Regions from separate parts of the Mus musculus genome. Here region 1 is linked to region 2. The links are chromatin loops, found by intact Hi-C in ENCODE. Cell type or tissue: heart. All regions are shown on one strand. Each heading gives the region's core, and the rest is flanking DNA. Links, peaks and the distances in the headings are about the cores only.

The links. A loop is a pair of places that touch in the nucleus more often than their neighbours do. Peaks named below come from ENCODE experiments on the same cell type or tissue, not always from the same donor. Only the 100,000 strongest peaks of a DNase experiment are listed, where the experiment ranks them.
Region 1: it touches region 2 in a loop (8-fold over the local background); 5 of 42 quality-filtered maps call a loop at or near these places.

The regions. Positions count from the first base shown.
Region 1 is chr4:144,136,610-144,141,992 of GRCm38, reverse strand. No RefSeq gene overlaps it. Among named protein-coding and RNA genes, the nearest start is that of Oog3, 23 kb to the left of the region's middle. In heart, for the core only: no CTCF peak of the experiment used is centred there; no DNase peak of the experiment used is centred there.
Region 2 is chr4:144,054,673-144,060,055 of GRCm38, reverse strand. It overlaps Pramel4 (PRAME like 4), which reads right to left and starts at 931. Exons shown (of 4, transcript NM_001001319.4): 1 at 829-931. In heart, for the core only: no CTCF peak of the experiment used is centred there; no DNase peak of the experiment used is centred there.

The sequences.
Region 1 (5,383 bases), core at 245-5,244, 82 kb before region 2:
CTCCTGGAACAACCTCAGAATGAACCGGGTACATTGCCAAATAATAGGACATGACCCCTTAGTTACGTAGAATTCCCTTGGCAGAACCCCTTGTCCCTTGGCAGAACCCCTTAGTTATGCAAACTTGTACTTTCCCTGCCCCGCTTTCCCCCCTTGAGTTTTTCCTATATAAGCCTGTGAAAAATTTGGCTCGAGGTCGATTCTCCTCTACACCATACTAGGTGCATGAGTTTCGACCCCAGAGCTCTGGTCTATGTGCTTTCTTGCTGTTGCTTTATTAAATCTTGCCTTCAACATTTTGAGTTCGGTCTCGGTGTCTTCTTGGGTCCGCGGCTGTCCCGAGGCTTGAGAGAGGGTCTCCCTTCGGGGGTCTTTCAACATCATGCTCCATCCTGCAAGTTTCAAGACAGCCAAGCACACAGAGAAATCTTGTCTGGAAGAACAATACATTATCAAACTAGAGAGAAACTGCCTAAAGAAAAAAATATCCTGAGTGAGGTAGCCCAATCACAAAAGAATACACATGTTATGCCCTCACTGATAAGTGGATATTATACCAGAAGTCTGAAAACCCAAGATACAATTCACAGATCACATGAAGCTCAAGAGGAAGGAAGACTACAGTGTGGATACTTCAGTCCTTGTTAGAGGGAGGATCAAAATACCCATGGAAAGAGATACAGAGACAATGTTTGGAGCAGAAATTGGAGGAAAGGCTGGTCAGTGACTATCCCACCCAGGGATCCATCCCTTATACAGTTACCAAACCCAGACACTGTTGTGGATGCCAACAAGTGCTTGCAGAAAGAAGCCTGATATAGCTGTCTCCTAAGAGACTCTGACAGTGCCTGACAAATACAGAGGTGAATGCTCACAGACATCCATTGGACTGAGAACAGGATTCCCAATGGAGGAACTAGAGAAAGGACCCAAGGTTCGCAAGGGGTTTGTAGCTGATAGGAGGAACAATATGAACAATAATATAAACCAACCAGTACCCACAGAGCTCCCAGGGTCTAAACCACCAACCAGAGAGTACACATGGAGGGACACATGGCTCCAGCCACATGTATAGGAGAGAATGGTATTGTGGCACATCAATGAGAGGAGAGTCCCTTGGACTTCTGAAGGGCAAATGTGTAAGGGAATGCCAGGACAGGGAAGAAGAGCGGGTGGGTTAGTGAGCAGGGGGAGTGGGGATGGGATATGGGGAGGTTTCAAAGGGGAAATTAGGAAGGGAGATCAAATTTGAAATGTAAATAAAGAATAGATCTAATAGAATAAATAAGTCTGACTGATAAATTACAAAAGAAAAAAGAAAAAAAATTAAACTCTCTGTGGACTCCAAATAAACGATGCTTAAGTAGGCAATGTAAGGCAGAGCAACATAAGGATGGCATTAGCAAAGAAAATTTCATTGTGTATTTTTCCCCCTACTTACTTTAGCAGAAGCACTTTTCACCTCTGCCTGCTTTAGCTAAATATTCCTTCACCAATTTTCCTTAGCCTTTTACGTGTGCCTGCTTTAGTGAATCATTCCTTCTTGTGTTTGCACCAGCAAAACAATGTCCCACACATCTGACCTTCCAAAGAACCTTACGTTTCCACTTCAGTGGGGGTGTCTCACAGCAGGCTGAAGAGATTAGGCTGTTGTCTTTAGAATTGATCTCAATCACCTTCCTCAACTTAGTTTATCTACTTCACATCCAGGCTGGTCATGATGCTCTGGCCCTGATGCTCTGGGGCTGTCCTTCACAGGCTTTGCATTTATATCTCTCCTCTACAGCCTCTGGAATGCTGAGATTCAAAATGTGCACCACCATGCCTGGCTCCTTTTCTTAAAAGTGAATTATTTGAGCCAGAATGCTCTTCCTGAAGCACTGTGAATGGCCCAAGACAGTGAAATCATGGGTGTTCTGGATAGGTCCCTTAACAGGGAGGAAGACTGTCCTGGATGATTCAGGACTGAAAGCTGAGTGGCTATGCAAGGATTATAGGTAGTTCGGGTCTGGGCCAGATATGTCCAGGTTTGTGAACTTTTATTGAATGAACTGAACCTATGGGCTCACATAGATTTCCAAAATAATGAAAATAATTCGACTTCAAGTACCCATGCCCGTTCAGACTGAATTGGCCCTAAAGTGATTCATGCCTAGATATGCTTACTCAGACACTTGAACAGAAATTGCCTATAATTAATAATTACTGGGGACAGAGAGATGTAAACTCTTTGTGAGAGATGGAAGTATGTGTAGCCCTGTATAAGCTTGGCTTCATGGACATTCTGAGGCTGCAGGTGCATTGTTTGTAGAGGGGGACTTATGCCTTGGACACATACAAAGTTGCTGGGATGCTAACTACATTTATTCAAACAGGAAGTGTGCACAATGCAAACAAATGGGGCATGAGGAAAACTGTTGTCTATGTTTTTCTGCCCCCAAAGAACAGCTTCAACTTCACATTATTGTCCCTGCAGGCAAACAAAGGGATGCAGTCTTAGATTTCTTAGAAGCTACAGAATGTTTCAGATGGGACCAGCCCAGAAGCTGAGTACAAATCTTCTTTCAAGATGTGACCCTTTCAAATGAAGGTGTAAAGAGCACTTAGCCTCATAGGGCATTTTTCCAGAAGCTGTGGAAATTGCCAGCTCAGGGTCTGCCCCAGGTTTGCTTCACCTGGTTGCAGATACCAGGTGGTAGAATTAATGGGTGTGAGTGATAAAGAAAACTTCATGCCCAATGCCCTAGTCAGCTGTGGCAATGCAATGGACCATCCTGAAGCCCTGCATAACTATGAAACCAGGCCATAGAGAGTGGGTGTGTGCATGCAAGTGATAAAAGAAGTGCATGAAACAATATGTGGAACCCCTTAATTGTAATTGACTGAATTTAGCTTAAAAACTCTGGTCTGACACTGCAAAATTCTCACCTCCCGAGGGCCCAGCAGAGAATCTTCCAGTCAAGAACCAAATCTGTGTGGACCCCACACAGACACAGACATGCACTGCTTAGACAACAAAGCCTGCACTGCACAGCTCACCTCCAGAGGACCCAGAGCAAGGAACATCAAGTTGCATCTTACTTGGGTTCCACAGGGAGCTAAGGATATGCCTGCCAGACTGAAATGGTTAGTGCAAAAGTGTTTGTATGAATGAACAAATGCAGGCCCTTGGTAACATTTATTTGCTCTTTGCCATTTAGGAATAAATAAAAGTACTACAACCTTTTCTACCAGGTTTTGAGGAATTTGTTTCAGCCATGCTTTATGGCCAAAAATGCTTCTGGGTGATGGTAACATTGCATAATAATTTGGGAACAGAAATGGGGTGTGTCCTTGTGCAAATATGCAAGTCTAGAAAGCCTGTAGCCCAAGAATTTATCTTGAAGCTTCACAAGAAGATGTTAAAATAATGTATTTAGTGTGAAATGCATCTGCCAAGCAAAGGCTATATGTAGAACACACATATTCACATGTGTGCTTTGTATATAGATGGAAGAACAGACAAATGAAATCGCATATCCTTACCAACTGTCCTACTGAGGGCACAATGTCGCCATTAAGCTCTTTGTAACAGTTCATCCCTATCTTTCTCTAACCAGTTATAGAAATGATCATGAAGAATCAAGATTTGGTTGAGAGTTAATAATCCTCCACGTATGAAAGATTGGTTTAACATTGGATTATGGAATGTTAGCCAGCCAGGCTTAGTAGCCCATATATGTAAGTTCTCACTTCTCCATGCAAGGCTGGAGGAGTTTATAGAATCCAAAGCCAAATATAAACCAAGGAACTGAGTCTTACAAAAAGGAAAGAAAGAAAGGGAGAGAGAGAGTGAGACAGAGAGAAAGGAAGGAAGAAAGAAAGAAGGAAGGAAGGAAGGAAGGAAGGAAGGAAGGAAGGAAGGAAAGGAGAGAGAGAGAGAGAGAGAGAGAGAGAGAGAGAGAGAGAGAGAGAGAGAGAGAGAGAGAAAGAAAGAAAGAAAGAAAGAAAGAAAGAAAGAAAGAAAGAAAGAAAGAAAGAAAGAAAGGAGGAAAGAAGTGGAGTTAGGATATATCTCAGTGCTACAGCTTCAAGGTCCATCCTCCCTCTAAAAAAAAAAATAATGTAGCCAGGCGTGTTGGCACACGCATTTAATCCCAGCTCTCAGGAGGCAGAGGCAGGCATATTTCTGAGTTCAAGGCCAGCCTGGTCTACAAAGTGAATTCCAGGACAGCCAGGGCTATACAGAGAAACCCTGTCTCAAAAAAACAAAAAACAAAAAATAAAACAAAAATAATGTGAGTGCAAAATTGATGGAATGGGGAATCCAAGTCCTTCACAAACCAAGGCAGAAGAATTGCCATGGGAAATAGAGTAAGAATCCACTTAAAATGAACACAACAAGTGGCAGGAGATTTGGCTCAGGAGTTAATAGCACTGAATCCTTTTCCAGAACTCATGAGTTCAATTCCTAGCAATCATATTGTAGCTCACCACCATCAATAATGGGATCACAAGTCCTCGGCTGAAGAGAGCAACAGTGTATTTACATATGAAATAAATAATCAAATCTTTAACACTATATATATCTATATATGCATATAGATATATATATATTCAGCTGATAAAATTGGCCATATTAATAAAGGAGATGAGGTTCTGAAGGTGTGAAGAAGAGCACTTGGCAGTATTTCCTCACCCACTCAGGTTCTTCTCAATTTAAATTTACTTCTCAGTTAGAAGTTCTTCAGAGTATTTTACATTCTTGTATTCCTGAAAAAGACCATCATGATCTGGGTGCTATCAGACCCTCCAAGTCATAAAGCAGGACATGCACAGCAGCAGTCTATTATCAAATGGAAGTGACATATATGTGATTGGGCCAAACAAGTCCTGAAGGCACAAGTATGTTACAAGAAGTAGTTGCTCAAATGCCTATGGTTTCTACTCCTGTTACAGTGCCATCAGCTACCAAGCATGTACCTATAGCCTTATGGGCTGTTCCCTATGATCAGCTGACTGAAGAAGACAAGACTAGGACCTGATTCTCTAATGTCTCTGCACGCTATGCAGTCACCATCCAGAAGTGCACAGCTGCAGCATTACAACTGCTTTCCGGGACAACCCTGAAAGACACAGGTGAAGGAAATTATTTACAGTGGGCAGAAATTCCAGCAGTACACATAGTATTACAGTTTGTTTGGAAGAAGAAATGGGCAAATGTACAATTATTTACTGATTCAGGGGCTATAACCAAAGGATTGGCTGTATAGTCAGGGATTTGGTAAGGTCATGATTGGAAAATTGGTGAGAAAAATATTTGGGGAAGAAGTGTGCACACCTAATGGCAATAGGATGTGAAGATATTTGTGTCCAATGTAAATGATCACAAAAAGGTGAGTTC
Region 2 (5,383 bases), core at 74-5,073:
AACAAACAAACAAACAAACAAAAAACCTCTGACCTCCAATATAGCCCACCACCCCAAGAGGTAATGGGAAAGAAAGGATAAAAGGGGAAGTGGGCTAGTTTAGAAAGGTTTTTTAGAACAAATCCAATCTGTGTTGAATGGTCAGAAGCAGCAGGTACATCCACTCACAAACACTTCATGGATACACCAACAGTCCAGTCCTTTACAGTCTGGTTAGCAAACACCAAACAGCAGTGGTGGAACTACCTAGCAGAAAGAGCCAGACCTTGGCCTAGGCTGGAATCAGCAAGAGGGACCAAGCAGAATTCATGGAGAATTTCATTGTTGTGCCTCATCAGGGCAGGAATAATTAGCAAATACTTGAGACTCACAGGCATTGCAGAGACAGAACTATAAACAAGCCAAGCTCAGCCTCCATCACTGTCTGGGGAATCCTTTTTAAACTCTTTCCAAACATCATGTGTCCTTCATAGGTCTTGCTTCACCATATTCCCCTGTCTAAATTAACATCACTGCCAAAGAGCCCAAATCCTCAGGAGTGGCAAGAAACTGCTATACAGGACAAGAATTGTTTCCATGCATTTCTCTCTACGGAATCTGGACATATGCAGCCCAACTATGCAATGTAAAGCATGCCAAAACATGCAAGTCATTAGCACAAAATGTTTCATTACTTGTGTTTTCTCATGCTTGCTTTAGCAGAATATCCTGTCTCCTGTGACTGTTTCATGCAAAATTCCTTTAGGAGTCTGTATTAGTCAGGGTTCTCTAGAGTCACAGAACTTATAGCTAGTCTCTATATAGTAAAGGAACTTATTGATGACTTACAGTCTGCAGTCCAATTCACAACGATGTCCCAGTAGTAGCTGTGAATGGAAGTCCAAGGATCTAACAGTCGCTCAGTCCCACAGGGCAAGCAGGCAAAAGACTGAGAGTCTCCCTCCTTCCAATGTCCTTATATGGACTCCAGCAGAAGCTGTAGCCTAGATTAAAGGTATGTGCCACCACACCTTTAATCCCAGATGGCCTTGAATTTGGAGATATCACCGTCCTTATCTTCTGGAATCCATAGCCACTATGCTTCAAGATCTCCATACCAAGATCCAGATCAGAAACTTCTACCTCCCAGCCTCCAGGTTAGGGTCACTGGTGAGCTTTCTAATTTTGGATTGTAGTTCATTCCAAATAGTCAAGTTGACAACCAGGAATAGCCACTACAGAGTCTTTTATACCTGTTCATTTCAACTAAACAATCATTCATGTGTGGCCCCAGCAAAACACCATCCAAACTGCTTTCCAAGGAACAGGTAAGTCTCCACTTCACAGGTAGAAGAAACTCAACTGCATTTAATGCTAATCTGTAGTTGAATTTAGACCTGACAATCCTGAATGTCCCTTTATATCCAGCAACAGGAAAGCAGAGGCCAGATTTTCACTGTGACTATTTATTTCTTTGTCTATCTTGATCTACTCAGTTCGAAATAGCCTAGGTTAAAACTCTGTCTAGAAAACAAAACAACAAACAAACAAAATTATTTCTATCTGTTTCTTAGGTTTCCCAGTGCCTTTATACCTTGGCAATGGCTACTGAAACTTTGCAGATATACAACCTACTCCTAATATACAGACACAGGTGACCACCAACATTGTCCTTAATGACTAATGATGCCATTTCATAAACTCCCTTAGTTGTTCTAGCCAAGGATCATCCAGATGAATGGAGACCTAGGAAAGGCTAGGAAGTTGGAATTTCTTTATTTCTCTGAGGTCCTGTATTGAGGTTTGTTCTGTTGCTGTGTATTGTGATGCATAAAGCTCTGGTTGCCCATCAGATTGAGGAAATCCTCATGTAAGACAAATGATGCTATATAACCTTTCTCCTTAATACAAAACTATAGGCTGAATAAAGATCCCCACAGCAAATAGCGGGAAAGAACAAAGATGTGTGGGACTTTCGCTCCCAGGCTTGGGTTCTGAGGAGAGAAAATGAGGAGAAATGGAGAAATGAAGACACCATGGGGTAAGTGAATCATGAGGACATGAGGGTTGGCCTGTTAAAGTACAAGTAGAGCAGACAGGCCATGTTATCTCTTTGGAATACTTACAGGGATATAGTCACAATAGCATAGAGATTTGATATCTGCCCAGCTCCAGTGCTATTAAGGCTTCTTAGAAATATAAAAGTTTTAGCCGGGCATGGTGGCGTACGCCTTTAATCCCAGCACTCGGGAGGCAGAGGCAGGCGGATTTCTGAGTTCGAGGCCAGCCTGGTCTACAAAGTGAGGTCCAGGACAGCCAGGGCTACACAGAGAAACCCTGTCTCAAAAAAACCAAAAAAAAAAAAAAAAAGAAATATAAAAGTTCTATGTCACGTATTTCAGGATTTGAATGATGAAAAATGGTGTAAAAAATCCCAAATAATTTTTACTACAAAGGTCCTGTTGATTTGCGCACAGGCTATTCATCAAGGAATCCTGAGCTGAAACTTAAAGCTTCCTGGTGTTCCTTTCCCAACCAGATATATTCTCCCAAGCTAGGGTTGGATTGCATATCTTCTCTGAGAAGGAGGGGGCTTTGGAGAGGTTTCATATCCTAGAGGGGAGAATTTTGGCATTAAAACCATTGAGGCCAAGTAGTGGTGGCACAGCCAGGCAGGAGTGATCCATACCTTTAATCTCAGAATTTGGAAGAGGCAGGCAGATCATTGCATTCAAAGGCATCATGCTCCATCCTGCAAGTTTCAGGACAGCCAAGCACATAGAGAAATCTTGTCTGGAAGAACAATATATTATCAAACTAGAGAGAAACTGCCTAAAGAAAAAAAATATATCATGAGTGAGGTAACCCAATAACAAAAGAATACACATGTTATGCCCTCACTGATAAGTGGATGTTATACCAGAAGTTCTGAAAACCCAAGATACAATTCACAGATCACATGAAGCTCAAGAGGAAGGAAGACTACAGTGTGGATACTTCAGTCCTTATTAGAGGGAGGATCAAAATACCCATGGAAAGAGATACAGAGACAATGTTTCAAACAGAAACTGGAGGAAAGGCTGGTCAGTGACTATCCCACTTAGGGATCCATCCCTTATACAGTTTCCAAACCCAGACACTGTTCTGGATGCCAACAAGTGCTTGCAGAAAGAAGCCTGATATAGCTGTCTCCTGAGAGACTCTGACAGTGCCTGACAAATACAGAGGTGAATGCTCACAGACATCCATTGGACTGAGAACAGGATTCCCAATGGAGGAACTAGAGAAAGGACCCAAGGTTCACAAGGGGTTTGTAGCTGATAGGAGGAACAATATGAACAATAATATAAACCAACCAGTACCCACAGAGCTCCCAGGGTCTAAACCACCAACCAGAGAGTACACATGGAGGGACACATGGCTCCAGCCACATGTATAGGAGAGAATGGTATTGTGGAACATCAATGAGAGGAGAGTCCCTTGGACTTCTGAAGGGCAAATGTGTAAGGGAATGCCAGGACAGGGAAGAAGAGTGGGTGGGTTAGTGAGCAGGGGGAGTGGGGATAGGATAAGGGGAGGTTTCAAAGGGGAAATTAGGAAGGGAGATCAAATTTGAAATGTAAATAAAGAATAGATCTAATAGAAATAAATAAGTCTGACTGATAAATTACAAAAAAAGAAAAAATTAAAGTATCTGTGGACTCCAAATAAACGGTGCTCAAGTAGGCAATGTAAGGAAGAGCAACATAAGGATGGCATTACCAAAGAAACCTTCATTATGCATTTTTCCCCCTGCTTCCTTTAGCAGAAGCACTTTTCACTTCTTTCTGCTTCAGCTAAATATTCCTTCACCAGTCTTCCTTAGCCTTTTACGTGTGCCTGCTTTAGTGAAACATTCCTTCTTGTGTTTGCACCAGCAAAACAATATCCTACTCATCTGACCTTCCAAAGAACCTTACGTTTCCACTTCAGTCGGGTGTCTCACAGCAGGCTGAAGATATGAGGCTGTTGTCTTTAGAATTGATCTCAATCTCCTTCCTCATCCTAGTTTATCTACTTCACATCCAGGCTGGTCATGATGCTCTGGCCCTGATGCTCTGGGGCTCTCCTTCACAGGCTTGGCATTTGTCCCTCTCCTCTACAGCCTCTGGAATGCTGAGATTCAAAATGTTCACCATCATGCCTGGCTCCTTTTCTTAAAAGCAAATATTTGAGCCAAGATGCTCTTCCTGAAGCACTGTGAATGGCCCAAGACAGTGAAATCATGGGTGTTCTGGATAGGTCCGTTAACAGGGAGGAACACTGTCCTGGATGATTCAGGAATGAAAGGCTGAGTGCCTATACAAGGTTTATAGGTAGTACAGGTCTGGGCCAGATATATCCAGGTTTGTGAACTTTTATTGAATGAACTGAACCTATGGGCTCACATAGATTTCCAAAATAATGAAAATAATTCAACTTCAAGTACCCATGCCCTTTCAGACTTAATTGGCCCTAAAGTGATTCATGCCTAGATATGCTTACTCAGACACTTGAACAGAAATTGCCTGTAATTAATAATTACGGGGGACAGAGAGATGTAAACTCTTTGTTACTGATGGAAGTATGCTTAGCCCTGTACAAGCTTGGCTTCATGGACATTCTGAGGCTGCAGGTGCATTGTTTGTAGAGGGGGCTTATGCCTTGGATACATACAAAGTTGCTGGGATGCTAACTACATTTATTCAAACAGGAAGTGTGCACAATGCAAACAAATGGGGCATGAGGAAAACTGTTGTTTTCTGTCCTCAAACAACAGCTTCAACCTCTCAATTTTGTCCCTACAGGCAGACAAAGAGATTCAGTCTTAGATTTCTTAGGACCTACAGAGTGTTTCAGATGGGGCCAGCCCAGAAGCTGAGTACAAATCATCTTTCAAGATGTGACCCTTTCAAATGAAGGTGTAAAGAGTACTTAGCCTCATAGGGCATTTTTCCAGAAGTTGTGGAAATTGCCAGCTCGGGGTCTGCCACAGCTATGCTTCACCTGGTTGCAGATACCAGGTGGTAGAATTAATGGGTGTGAGTGATAAAGAAAATTTCATACCCAAGACCCTAGTCAGTGGTGGACCCTCCTGAAGCCCTGCATAACTATGAAACCAGGCCATAGAGAGTGAGTGTGTGCATGCAAGGGATAAAAGAAGTGCATGAAACAATATGTGGAACCCCTTAGTTGTAATTGACTGAATTTAGCTTAAAAACTCTCATCTTGCTCTGCAAAATTCTCACCTCCCGAGGGCCCAGCAGAGAATCTTCCAGTCAAGAACAAAATCTGTGTGTACCCCACACATACACAGACATGCACTGCTTAGACAACAAAGCCTGCACTGCCCAGCTCACCTCCAGAGGACCCAGAGCAAGGAACA